Regions from separate parts of the Homo sapiens genome. Here regions 2 and 3 are each linked to region 1. Evidence: read pairs that join two places in POLR2A ChIA-PET (ENCODE). Cell type or tissue: K562. All regions are shown on one strand. Each heading gives the region's core, and the rest is flanking DNA. Links, peaks and the distances in the headings are about the cores only.

What was found. Peaks named below come from ENCODE experiments on the same cell type or tissue, not always from the same donor. Only the 100,000 strongest peaks of a DNase experiment are listed, where the experiment ranks them.
Region 2: POLR2A ChIA-PET joins it to region 1 with 5 read pairs; 3 of 35 experiments call an interaction of 5 or more read pairs at or near these places.
Region 3: POLR2A ChIA-PET joins it to region 1 with 5 read pairs; 18 of 35 experiments call an interaction of 5 or more read pairs at or near these places.

The regions. Positions count from the first base shown.
Region 1 is chr2:69,581,386-69,585,128 of GRCh38, forward strand. All of the region lies in intron 2 of AAK1 (AP2 associated kinase 1), which reads right to left. Among named protein-coding and RNA genes, the nearest start is that of AAK1, 60 kb to the right of the region's middle. RefSeq lists a silencer at 1,432-1,726. In K562, for the core only: no CTCF peak of the experiment used is centred there; DNase peaks (open chromatin) are centred at 1,146 and 1,576.
Region 2 is chr2:69,528,788-69,532,530 of GRCh38, forward strand. AAK1 (AP2 associated kinase 1) reads right to left here. Exons shown (of 22, transcript NM_014911.5): 6 at 3,254-3,375; 7 at 1,838-1,919; 8 at 1,221-1,353. Among named protein-coding and RNA genes, the nearest start is that of SNORA36C, 10 kb to the left of the region's middle. In K562, for the core only: no CTCF peak of the experiment used is centred there; no DNase peak of the experiment used is centred there.
Region 3 is chr2:69,636,872-69,640,614 of GRCh38, forward strand. The region is part of intron 2 of AAK1 (AP2 associated kinase 1); the gene reads right to left. Among named protein-coding and RNA genes, the nearest start is that of AAK1, 5.0 kb to the right of the region's middle. In K562, for the core only: no CTCF peak of the experiment used is centred there; no DNase peak of the experiment used is centred there.

The sequences.
Region 1 (3,743 bases), core at 614-3,113:
GCGCCCAGCTGGTTTTGTTTTTTTAAAAACAGTGCACTACAATCAGTGTGGCATTGTAGAGTGAATGTATTTTTTTCTGCAATAATATAAGGATGACTAGTGAAAAGTATTCTCTAAATACGTTTGAAAATGGCCCATTTGAAAATGGACTGGCCCACCTGCCGAGTGTCAAATGAGATTGCTAAATTGCAGAGCAACGTTTTAATTCAGGGCTTCAAAAAAGGGAGTAATTTAAAAATGTACATTTATGATAACAGGTTGAAAATTGACGCAAAACACTTTCTTTAGGTTAAAAATAGATCTTTTTTGGGCTGGGCATGGTGGTTCATGCCTATAATCCCAGCACTTTGGGAGGCTGAAGTGGGAAGATCACTTGAGCCCAGGAATTTGAGACCGGCCTGGGCAACACAGCGAGACCCAGTCTCTACAAAATAATTTTTTAAAAACTTAGCCAGGCATGGTGGTGCGCATCTGTGGTCCTAGCTACTCAAGAGGCTGTGGTGGGAGAATTGCTTGAGCCCAGGTGGTTGAAGCTGCAGTGAGCCATGATTGCGTCACTGCATTCCAGCCTGGGTGACAGAGTGCCCTGTCTTTAAAAAAAAAAAAGTGCATTTTTGAAGATAAATCAGTGTCGTGTGAAAAATATTTTTTTAAAGACAAATTTTGGCTTTTGCATTTTGTAAAATTCATAAGCTACTTATTAAGTACCTAATTTACAAAATATGTATTACATCACTGATAAAGTACTTAGTAAATAAATAGCTAAATGCTGATAGAGTCTGATTCAGCAAGCCTGAGTGGGGCCCTGGATCTATTTTTTACAAAAGCCTCACAGACAACACAGATCATCTGCCAGTTTGGGGAACCACTGTCCCAGGATCAGGACATATTTCAGATCTCTTTGAAATAAGAAGTAGAAACTGCAGTATACTGAGAACACTTAGAATAGAATCAGAGTATCTCTATACATGAAAAACCTCCGTGTGTGCGTGTGTGTGCACGTGTGTGTGTGCGTGTGTGTGCGCGTGTGTGTGCGTGCACACATGCACAAGACTAAATTAAATAAACCCTACCAGTGGTTTCGGGGTGGGAGAGGTGGTGAGGAAGTTTGCCCACGCTGGCTCTTTTGGTCTGGGGAAGGAAGCTAATGACTTTGCAAATTCCTGTCCCCTAAAAAGACCTGCTACTGGGGGGTGAGGGCGGAACATCATAACCCACATTCTAAATGGCTATTCAATATTCTACAGAGAAACCTCTTGCCAGCTGTCTGCTCAAGCTAAAAGTTTGAATGTTAAAAAAATCAAGTGAAAGACACAAGGTTAGTCCACACTCCACAAACAGTGTCCAACAAGAAGTGGTGGTCAAAAGGAAGAGAAGAGACAGACTCAGATGTGGAAATAAAATTTTCTGTTCCAAAGTCATTGCAAACTTACAGAAAGAATGCTGATGTCTAGCATCTCAAAACTCTTCCCTGGAGCTCTGAGGACTCTGTTGCTGGAAGTTAAGACACCAGTGAGAGCCCCATATTACCCCTACAGGGTTATATCTGTTGACTGTGCAGTTACACCCACCGTGATCATATGTAACTGCCACAGCCACAGAACTCCTGGCAGCAATTCAAATAAAACTCCACGTGAGAGATACCAAAAGGCAACAGAAAGAACCATCAGGAGTCAGGAGGCCTAGTTGTGGTCCAAGTTCCACAAATAACAAGCTATGACCTTGAGCAAGTCACTATACTTCACTGGCCCTCAGTTTCCTTATTTATAAAGTGAAAGTGAGGGACATAAACATCTCTCACCTTTGGAGCTGGACATTTGCCACATTTTGGTGATTCTTCAGGGATATGAAATACACCAAATAACCTCCGAAATTCTATACAGGGATTTGAATTACTAATTCTTTAAAAGACAACATTGCTTTCACACTGGAGTGTGGTGGTGAGCAGAGGATGGAAGTAAATTAAAAGAAGCTCCCTGACAGGTGGGAAGTAGAGGCAGGAATTAGGGAAGCATTACTTCCTTGGGGATATTCACTCTTTATGCTCCAATCACTCTGATCTCCCTAATATAGGCACATTTTTGAAACCTGAAGGCAAAGAGATTTTCTGTTAAAGATTCTCTGAAAGAGTGTTCAGGAAGTTTAATAATTTCCTTGAAAGTCACTCCTTGTATGTCTACTGTACAAGCAGTACAAGCAGTGTGTCCACATCCTCCTGGGTCTCGGCTTCATGGCTGAAAGTCCAAAGAGCCCGTTCAGCATTAGAGCTATACCCTTAGTGGGTCCAAAGACTCACTCTCTTCACCTGCCACTTTCTTGATATGTGTACAATTTTTTCATCTGATTCTTGGCCCTGAGTCCCTTTAGAGGCAACTCACTAGGTGCCATGAGCATTGTGGTTTGTGTTTCTATTCTAAGTTGACTTCGTTCCACTTTTTCAAGTTTCTGGATATTTTTTCAAGCTACGGATCTTCATCCACAGCACAAAATGTCCACTTAAAAAAATAAAGTGGATTTCTCACTCTTTCCCCTGAATGGAAAAAAAATGTCTTAGTTGTCTCTCCAGGTAAACCTGGGGTATCAGCCATGTTCTGATAGCCAGCTTCACCTGACCACCCTTCCCTAATAAGGAACCTCTTTTACAGAATAATTAACCTTCTACACTGCTCTCCAAGCTAATGGGGAACATCTGCTTAGGAGCCCTCCATGGCTGCTTCATCTCCCTCCCCGCAAAACCCACCCGCCTCCTTCAAGAAAGGCCCTAATGATTCTGGTATAGTTACCTTCTCTCCCTACCCCCTTTAACAATCTAGCATCTTCCTTAAAAAACACAATCAGGGAATCCTAACCAGGCAGGCGTGACTCCTAAGCAGATGGCAGGCCTCATAATTAGGTCATTACATAATACCTCTTCTCTAACTAGCTTCTCTCCACCTCATTCCGAGACTCTGGGTTGATGAGCTTTACACTGTGGTTACTTTAATTATAATTCGCTCTTGGGAACTTGGTAATACCATGTTTTGATAAAAGAAAAGAAATGGGGTAAGAGTATAAGAAAGTCAGAGTCAGAAGGTTGCTTTCAGCTTCAGTTTTGAATAGTCCAGACTTGTAGGGGTAACTTTTTCTCTTGGTGCCTTGGTTTCCCAACTTGTTTCAAGTTGGGAACTTGCCTCAAGCCAATCCCCAGTTGCACTGGTTCTAATACAGGACTCAAGCTAAACGTTACATCACATGACATGATTTCTAAGGGACACTACGTCACATTTAGGTGTCAGGTCAGGCTCTTGGTGACACACCATTGAACTAGATTGCACAAGGTGGTATCCTCACGCACACAGGCAGCGACTGGTCTCAGTAAGATCCCAGGTCAGCATCAAGTCTTTGAACTCCCTCAACCTTCAACCCCAGGCACTCAGAGACCTCGATTACTCACCAGGAAATCTAAAGCCTTCCACCTCACTTCCAGTGCAGCATCCCCACTCTGGTCTCCCTCCTTCTCCTAGAGCTTTCCACACTCTAAAAATCACTGTTCCCTTTGCCCAACAACTACACTGCCTTTCTTACCAATCTGTTTTTAGGGATCCTGGGTCTCATACCCATCTCATATCTGTATGAATAGTCTACAGTGAAGAAAAGTCATCTACATACATGTTCCCATTTCCTCATCACAATAAACCCAAATTATCATTTTGTAGATTCAAAAACTGAGGTCCAGATAAGTGTTATCCAAAAAAACTACATAA
Region 2 (3,743 bases), core at 673-3,172, 53 kb before region 1:
TGTATTTCCCAATATGAATTTACTGCATAAATGTTTTAAAAATTATCAAAAAATAATACTAGTCTAATATCAAAGTTGGCCATTTTCCCATATTTCCTACCAATCTCACTTACATACCTGGAATTCTAACATGGACATAATGCTTTATCTCTTAAAACAATCCAACAATTATTAAATGTCATAATCCAGCCCTTTAAATATTCCTCCTTTTTTTGTTAATAAATGGAAGAGGCTGATTGACAAAACTGGCACAATGGAATGGGCAGCACCTTAAAAGCTGTATCTATGTTAAGTGGATAAGTTACCTACATTTTCTCAGTTTCAGTTTCCTCATTTGCATAATGGGAATAATTACACTTAATACATAAAGGATTTTAAGAATTAAATGAGGTATAAGTAGGCCCTCAACAAATGTCAGATGCTCCACCCACATTTGCTGCTTCTATTTTTTCCAGTGTATCCCCATGCAGGACCCAAATGGGTTACTCAGGATTTATAATCAATCCATAACAGTTAAAACTTAGATGTTAAGAGTCTTGACCAATGTGGAAAGATGATAAAAATCTCTGCTTCTTTAGCATTTTAGTATAGGGGCTTTGTGCAAATATTATTCTTTTTTTTTTCTTTAAAGATTACTTATTCTACCATCTGGTTAATGAATGTTAGTACATATGCTTGCTATGATGATACCAAATAGTGGGGAATCTTAAGACTATTTTTAAGAAAGCATTGAGTTTAGATGCATGTTATCAAAATCCAGTGATTAACCTAAATGAGAAGAAAAACCTGGTTCCACGGAGTTATATAGTCTTAATTATCTATTCACTCCAGTGAATGTACTGCAATCATTTTCATTTGAGTTGCTTCCAGTTTTGCAAAGATGAATTTCTTATCACTTGATATGAGTCAGCTGGACTCCTTTGGTACCGGAGCTTTCATAGAGACTGCAACAGAATATAGAAGCACTATACTGCTCCAGGCAGTTAGGATTTCTGCTTGGGTGGCTGGGCTCAGGTGTGAAACAGAACTTCAGATTTCTAGCAAAAAGACCCACCACTCTAACTAGACAGTTACATTGTCTTTGAGTTCCCAATCATTATCAACTAATTTCTTTACCTTTGCATCTAACTCATTACTCCTGGAATCTAATCCCTTTATCCCCCAATTCATTCTTTGTGATTAGAAATAAAAATATGAAACTAGAAACTTAAAATACTTACTAATTAGGCAGTGCATGTCTTGAGAATATCGAGAATTATCAGGAATTGTGAAGTTTCCATCACAAATTGCCACCTGACTTTCCCCAAATGGCAAAGTGAAGTAGCATAATTTATACAACAAACATCCAAGAGCCTAAAAAATAAAGATAGCAGATTGCTACTAGTGGCTTATTTATCATGACTCTAAATGGATCTAATGAGAAACTGGCACCATCCACATTTACTAGCAGATACAAAAACTATAGACTATTAATGTATTAGAAACATGAGTTTTAGAACCCAACACCACTGTTAGCAGCTGAGTTACATTATTTCTACCATTATTACCAAATCGTGTTCCAGTAAATAATAAGTATTTACCTGTTTTGCTCTTAAGAACCAGTAACATATACATGAAAAAAAATCTAAATAATTTTCACAGAGCTTGGAAGTAATTTTCTTTATCATGCTTCAAGAAGCAGTGGCTGGTATTCTCACATCAAGAATAACCTTGAGGGGTAAGTAGACCATGATATGGTACAGTAGCCACCATGCTATAGCGCTGTGTGCATTAACCTTGGGAATTCACAGTCAAGACTGCTGCTATCTGAGGTATGGATAGGTTACCTGACACCTACCCAAATGTCTGCCTTCGTAGTGATGATTTTGCCACTGTACAGGTTGACCATTTCTGGTGCTCGATAGGACAGCGTTGTGTATCTACAATCAAGAGATTCATTTTTTATTAAATATGTCAATACTATAATTAAAAACCAGGAGCAGCAGAAATACTTTTTTTCTTTTTACATTAACAGAATCCCTGGGAGCAATCTGCAGAAGAGAGTATGAAATATTAGTAGAGATAAAATGAAAGGCTGTCCTTGGTACAATCATATCATCACACCAAGGCGTTCTGGCAGCAGTCCTCCTAGTCTAAGAACATGTGGGGACTCAGACACTAATGCATTAAATAAATTCTAAAAGCAACTTTTCTTGGGTCCTCAAATGACAAAATCTTCTCAAAATTCTTATACTGATACTATATTTTGTCAATTTGTTGTTTTAAAAATGGCCTTTACATGTGGCTCAACACAGAGATGTAATACTGACTGTGGTACTCTGCAGAAGAGCAGAAAGTGGGCCCTGGCTGGGGTGAGGAGTGGATGGAATCAAGAGCCCTTCCTCTTTGCTCCTGGAATCAGGCTGAAATAACAGTTTTATCTCTTGCTCCAGAAAAAAGTAGTATAAGCACGTCCTCGAAGTGAGTGTCTTGGTGTTACCAAGCATGTGATTTATGATGCTTTAGTCTCTAGATCCCAGATGGGACACGTCTAGGCATCCCTCAGGGCCTTGGGTCGATCAGGTTCTTCTTGCCCCGGGCATGGTTGTCTGGGGTGACGCATGAAAGGACAGAGAAGATCAGGATGTAGGTGTGCAGGCTAGACTGTTGACTTATTAGTAGTAATAGCGAGTGCTGTTGCCTGTAAAAAATCCAACATTGTGGACATGAGGAGAAAATGGGTCAGGCTCTTATTGGAGTCACAAATCTAAAGAAGCTTTTTATCATGAAAGTCTGTGATTCAGTATCTGCAGAGACTTTAATAACCTACTCACCATTATTTCCACTTAGATCGCCTTATGAGCAGGAAGAAAGGAGCAATTTAGGGTTCAGTAAAAAGCACATCTGTTTGACTGATAATGTCATGGTTGTTGTGATCATACTTAAAAACATGCTAGTACTTTTACGGTGTGTGCACCTCTCAGCTTTTTATAGGCTCTGTGACATCATAAATCAAAACATCTATGTACAATGACCACAGGACCACTGATAAAGTGCTCTAAGAGTCCTTCCTTTTACTCTGATGTATGCCTGTAAACCCCCTCCTCATTCTTCACTTAAAGTCAAACAACCCAACTGTAAACATGATGCTCTGAGATGAAGGACAACTGACTATCACCATTCTCTCCCCACCCTGACCTTCTCATCCATAAGCTGAAGGTAAAGTTGCTCATCTGATTGTGGACAAAACTCCATGAAAGGAGAAAAAGCTTACTTCTTAATCTCATCTTCTACTGCATTGACTCCCTCAGTTTGTGGATTCTGGAATTTGTTGGTGGCGCTTCCAAAGTCACACAGGACATAGTGGCCTCGGTCATGCAAGAGGATGTTTTCAACCTGAAAAACATTCCCCAACCACCCATTCCAAGATATCATTTAGTAATGCACGTGAAAATTTGGTTTCACAGTCACATAAATAAACGTTTTATTTCTGGCAGTCTCATTAATGTGCACAGGGAAGTTATTCCTCTCCAAGTATCTCAACAGGGGTCATCCCAAGTGGAACACAGGAGATGCAGAGTAAGAGGGAAAAGTGGGTGGAGAGGGAAAAAAGAGGAAACTCCACGGTGGGGGATGCAAGAGTGCCATTTTTGTAAATTTCAGCCACATTTCTCACCTCTGCAGAAACCATCCTCATACTTTCAAGCCTCTGACCTGTGCCTTTGCTCTTGCTCTTCTTTTAGGCCAGGATGCCCTCCACAACC
Region 3 (3,743 bases), core at 673-3,172, 56 kb after region 1:
GTGTGTTTACTAGAGACGAGGTTTCACCATGTTGGCCAGGCTGGTCTCAAACTCCTGACCTCAGGTGATCCATCTGCCTCAGCCTCCCAAAGTGTTGGGATTACAGGCATGAGCCACTGCACCCGGCCTATTTTAGATAATTTAAATAGCCATATGTGGCTAGTGGGCTACTTTATTGAACAGCACAGCCCTGGGCCACTAGTAGATTATCGCTATCTCAAAACATACAGCTCCCCAGTAAGCAGTTATTTTTCTGCTTTTGTGTCTTTGGCCATGTTATTCTCTCTGCCTAGAATGTTCTTCTACCTTGTCCATCTAGCAATAAGTTCTCATTTTTGAAGACACACCTCAAATGTCACCTTTCTTTAGCTTTCCCTGACTACTCCCCAACCCACAAAATTGTTGCCTTGGGTCTGTTCCCCAGCTCTTTTACATGACTCCAGCGCAGCATCTGCAGCTATTTGCTCACATATCTGAAATCCTATGACTGTGAGGTCCTCAAGGCACAGCCATGTCTCATTTATCTCCGCATGATGCCTGGCACATAATGAATGCTCAGTAACATTTACTGAATAAGGGAGTGAATGAACTGACAAACCTTGATCTCCCAATTCATAATGCAGTGTTCTTTCCACCACACCAAAATATGGCTCCATAAAATAGACCGGAGGCAAGTCTCTGCTAGCTCACAGTGCTAGATGCTACTTTAATAGACAATACGTTTCTATTATTATCATTTTTTTCTCTTTCAGATGCGGATGTCACAGTTACCTCATAAGTAGGCTCAGAAGGCATGCATCCTTGAAAGGGTGCAAGATGAAGGTGGTACTAGTCCCCTTTCCGAAGCGTCAACATTCAAATATTGCAAGTTAAAATGACGGCTCTGATGCAGTAATATTTTTTGTGTGTTTTGTTAATATTTATCAAACCTTTCTTGTGTACTCTACATGGCGTTTTAGCTACCAGGGTACAAGTGTATGTCTCCCCTCATACCCTCCCACTCAAAAGTCACGTGAAACTGCTGCTCTCTCTTCATCATTATTTGTTATTAAATGAGCTTTACTTTGTTAGAAAGACTGAAAGAAAGAGTTTGACCATGGCAATTGCTTATTCTGGACTTCATTTCTGAATTCTAGATTTGGCTATATTTAGCAAAGCTACAACCGTCATCATGCCCAAAGCCAGGAAGAAGACACCATTCACAAACCACCCCCTGAAAATCTGCAGTTGCCTCTAAAAAACCAGACTTCCCAGCAGGCAAAGACATCTGAAGTGGGAGGGATCAAATTGGTGTTTGCGTCAAGAGAAGGTCTCAGGTGCTTATAACTAAATCTCTCTGCCTGGCACTCAAGATTCTCCATAAAATTAGTCCTTCCTTTTCTCTCCAATGTACCTTCTGCTCTGGTCAAACACCTTCAATATCTCCCCTGTTCATACCTTTCGGTAACACTGGTCATTTCCCTTCCCTGCCTGCTTTTGCTTAAGCTTCTAGCCTCTTATCAAACCTTCTGGGACCACTCTTTCCCCAGACACTCGCTGCTCCCTTTCCCCACAATTGGCACGGGGCTGAGGCACAGGAGGGGAGCCGTGCATTCTTGGTACCTATTCATCAGTCTTTCAAAAGGCCCAGGGCCACTGAAGAAAGTGAGTAGCAAGCACCTCCAGGGAGCAACTTAAAGAATTTCATTCTACCACTCCGTGTCCTCTGTCCTTCTTTCCTTGATTCTGGGGAGGAAATGTGTACTGATGAAAATGGTAACACTAAACTAGTCAGTATTCTCAAAATTTATCATGCTGTTTCACCACTTTGCCTATACTATTCTCTCAGCCTGAGAGGTCCTGAGTAACCCCCATCTGGAACATCTGCTGGGCAATTTCTATTCCTGTTCAAACTTCATGTCACCTATGAACTCTCACCCCCAGGCTCTTTATCATAACATCTTTTACCATCTAAGGTATGTATGTCAAAGGCCACGCTTAAGTGCTGGACACTTATCTCAGGTGTTGAGCTCTGTTAAGAGTCAGGCCTGTGTCCCATTCATCTTAGGATCTCTGGAACCTAATACAGTGCCTGCCACAAAGAGGCACGTACGTGTATCATATTGATACCACCAACATATTATGTGCCTTTAATGGAATTTTTGGTGATTTCACACACATTTTTAAGCCTTACTAGTTTGCTCTGTAGGTAGGAGAAATTATCAAAGTTTACTGATGTGGACATTTGGTACTTCTCATCAGCCTTGGACCTGGATTCCTTGAATATAAATTAGAAAGCTGTTCTGAGGAGCCATCTAGTCCACCTTATAGTTCCAGAATGTTGTCTTCAACACAGTAATAAATAAACATTTATTGTTTAAAGCTTAGATATAAGTCCTCGTATAGCTAAGGAAGTATGATAAAAGCACAGCTTCTCAATCCTTCTTTGAACATTGCTCCAATTTTCCCATTGAGCTCATTCTGGAAGCTTAAACCAAATCTTCCCTTGATATCATATGCCCATTAACTTAGACATGATTTAGCTTCTCATCATGGCATCTTTGCTGAGAAAGCTAGAAAGAAAATATTCTCCCTGGCACCCAGCCTAGAAATAGCCATATTCCTCTAAACTCATAACTTAAAGCCTTCACTTCCCCCAAACAGCCCCTGCTGGACTAGTTAGTGAAACCAGGCCAGGAAGGCTGATGCTACCAGGGGAGGTATGGCAGTGCGACATCTTTTTGTCTTACCCAGCACCTGCTCCTTGGGGTTCTTGCAATTCCTTATGAAAAAGCACAGACCAATACCCACGCTAGAGAAAAAGAGATCATCAGCGGAATGTGGTGGTAATCTGGTCTGTGTTTTGAAGCCTCTCACACCACTCCTCCCTAAACTGCCTAGCCACCGCTCTGGGCACACAGGGTACAACTCCTGTGGTCCTTAAACAACTCTGGCTAGAACTGTAGATAAGTCAGCACTCGGGGACTCACAGAGAAGAGAGTCCAGGGAAGGAGCATGGCTACCCAAAACGTCTGTTAAGCCTTTAAGGAGCTGGTGAGGACTCTGCAAAGAACATCTGGCTCTGTCCCCTAACAATGGGGGAAAGGAATTGCTTCAGATTGCTGCAGCTCAACTAGCTTTCACATTGCTCCCACTCCCCTTTAACACACACACACACACACACACACACACACACACACACACTCTCTCTCTCTCTCTCTCTCTCTCTCCCCCCCCACATATATACATATGATGTATAACGTTGCTGGTAAGTAATGGCTACCATTTATTGAACACCTGAAAATGTTAATTATATATATTGCCTCATTTAATCTTCATGACCAGCCCATTAAGCAGTGGTTCTCAAACTTGACCTTGCGTCAGAATCTCTCCAGGAACTTATTAAGCCCCACACCCACAGCCTACAGAGTGAGGCCTGAGAATCTCCATTTCCAACAAGCTCGCAGGTGATAAGTATGCCCCACTTTGAGAACCACTGCCACAGGGAAACAGAGATTCAAGAGTGGTTTGGAATGTCTTGCCTACAGTTCCACAGCTAGTAAAGAACAGATCCAGAATTTGAACCTAGATCTGTCTGACTCTACAGACAGTGCTGGTAACCATGCTACTGTATGTGTGAATGTATGCCTCATCTTCCCAAATTCATTGGCAGATCCTTAAAGGCAGATGTCAATCACACTATAGACCTCCCTCATCCATCTCAGAACTTCATAGGGTCTTTGGACTTGGTAGGTGCTACATAA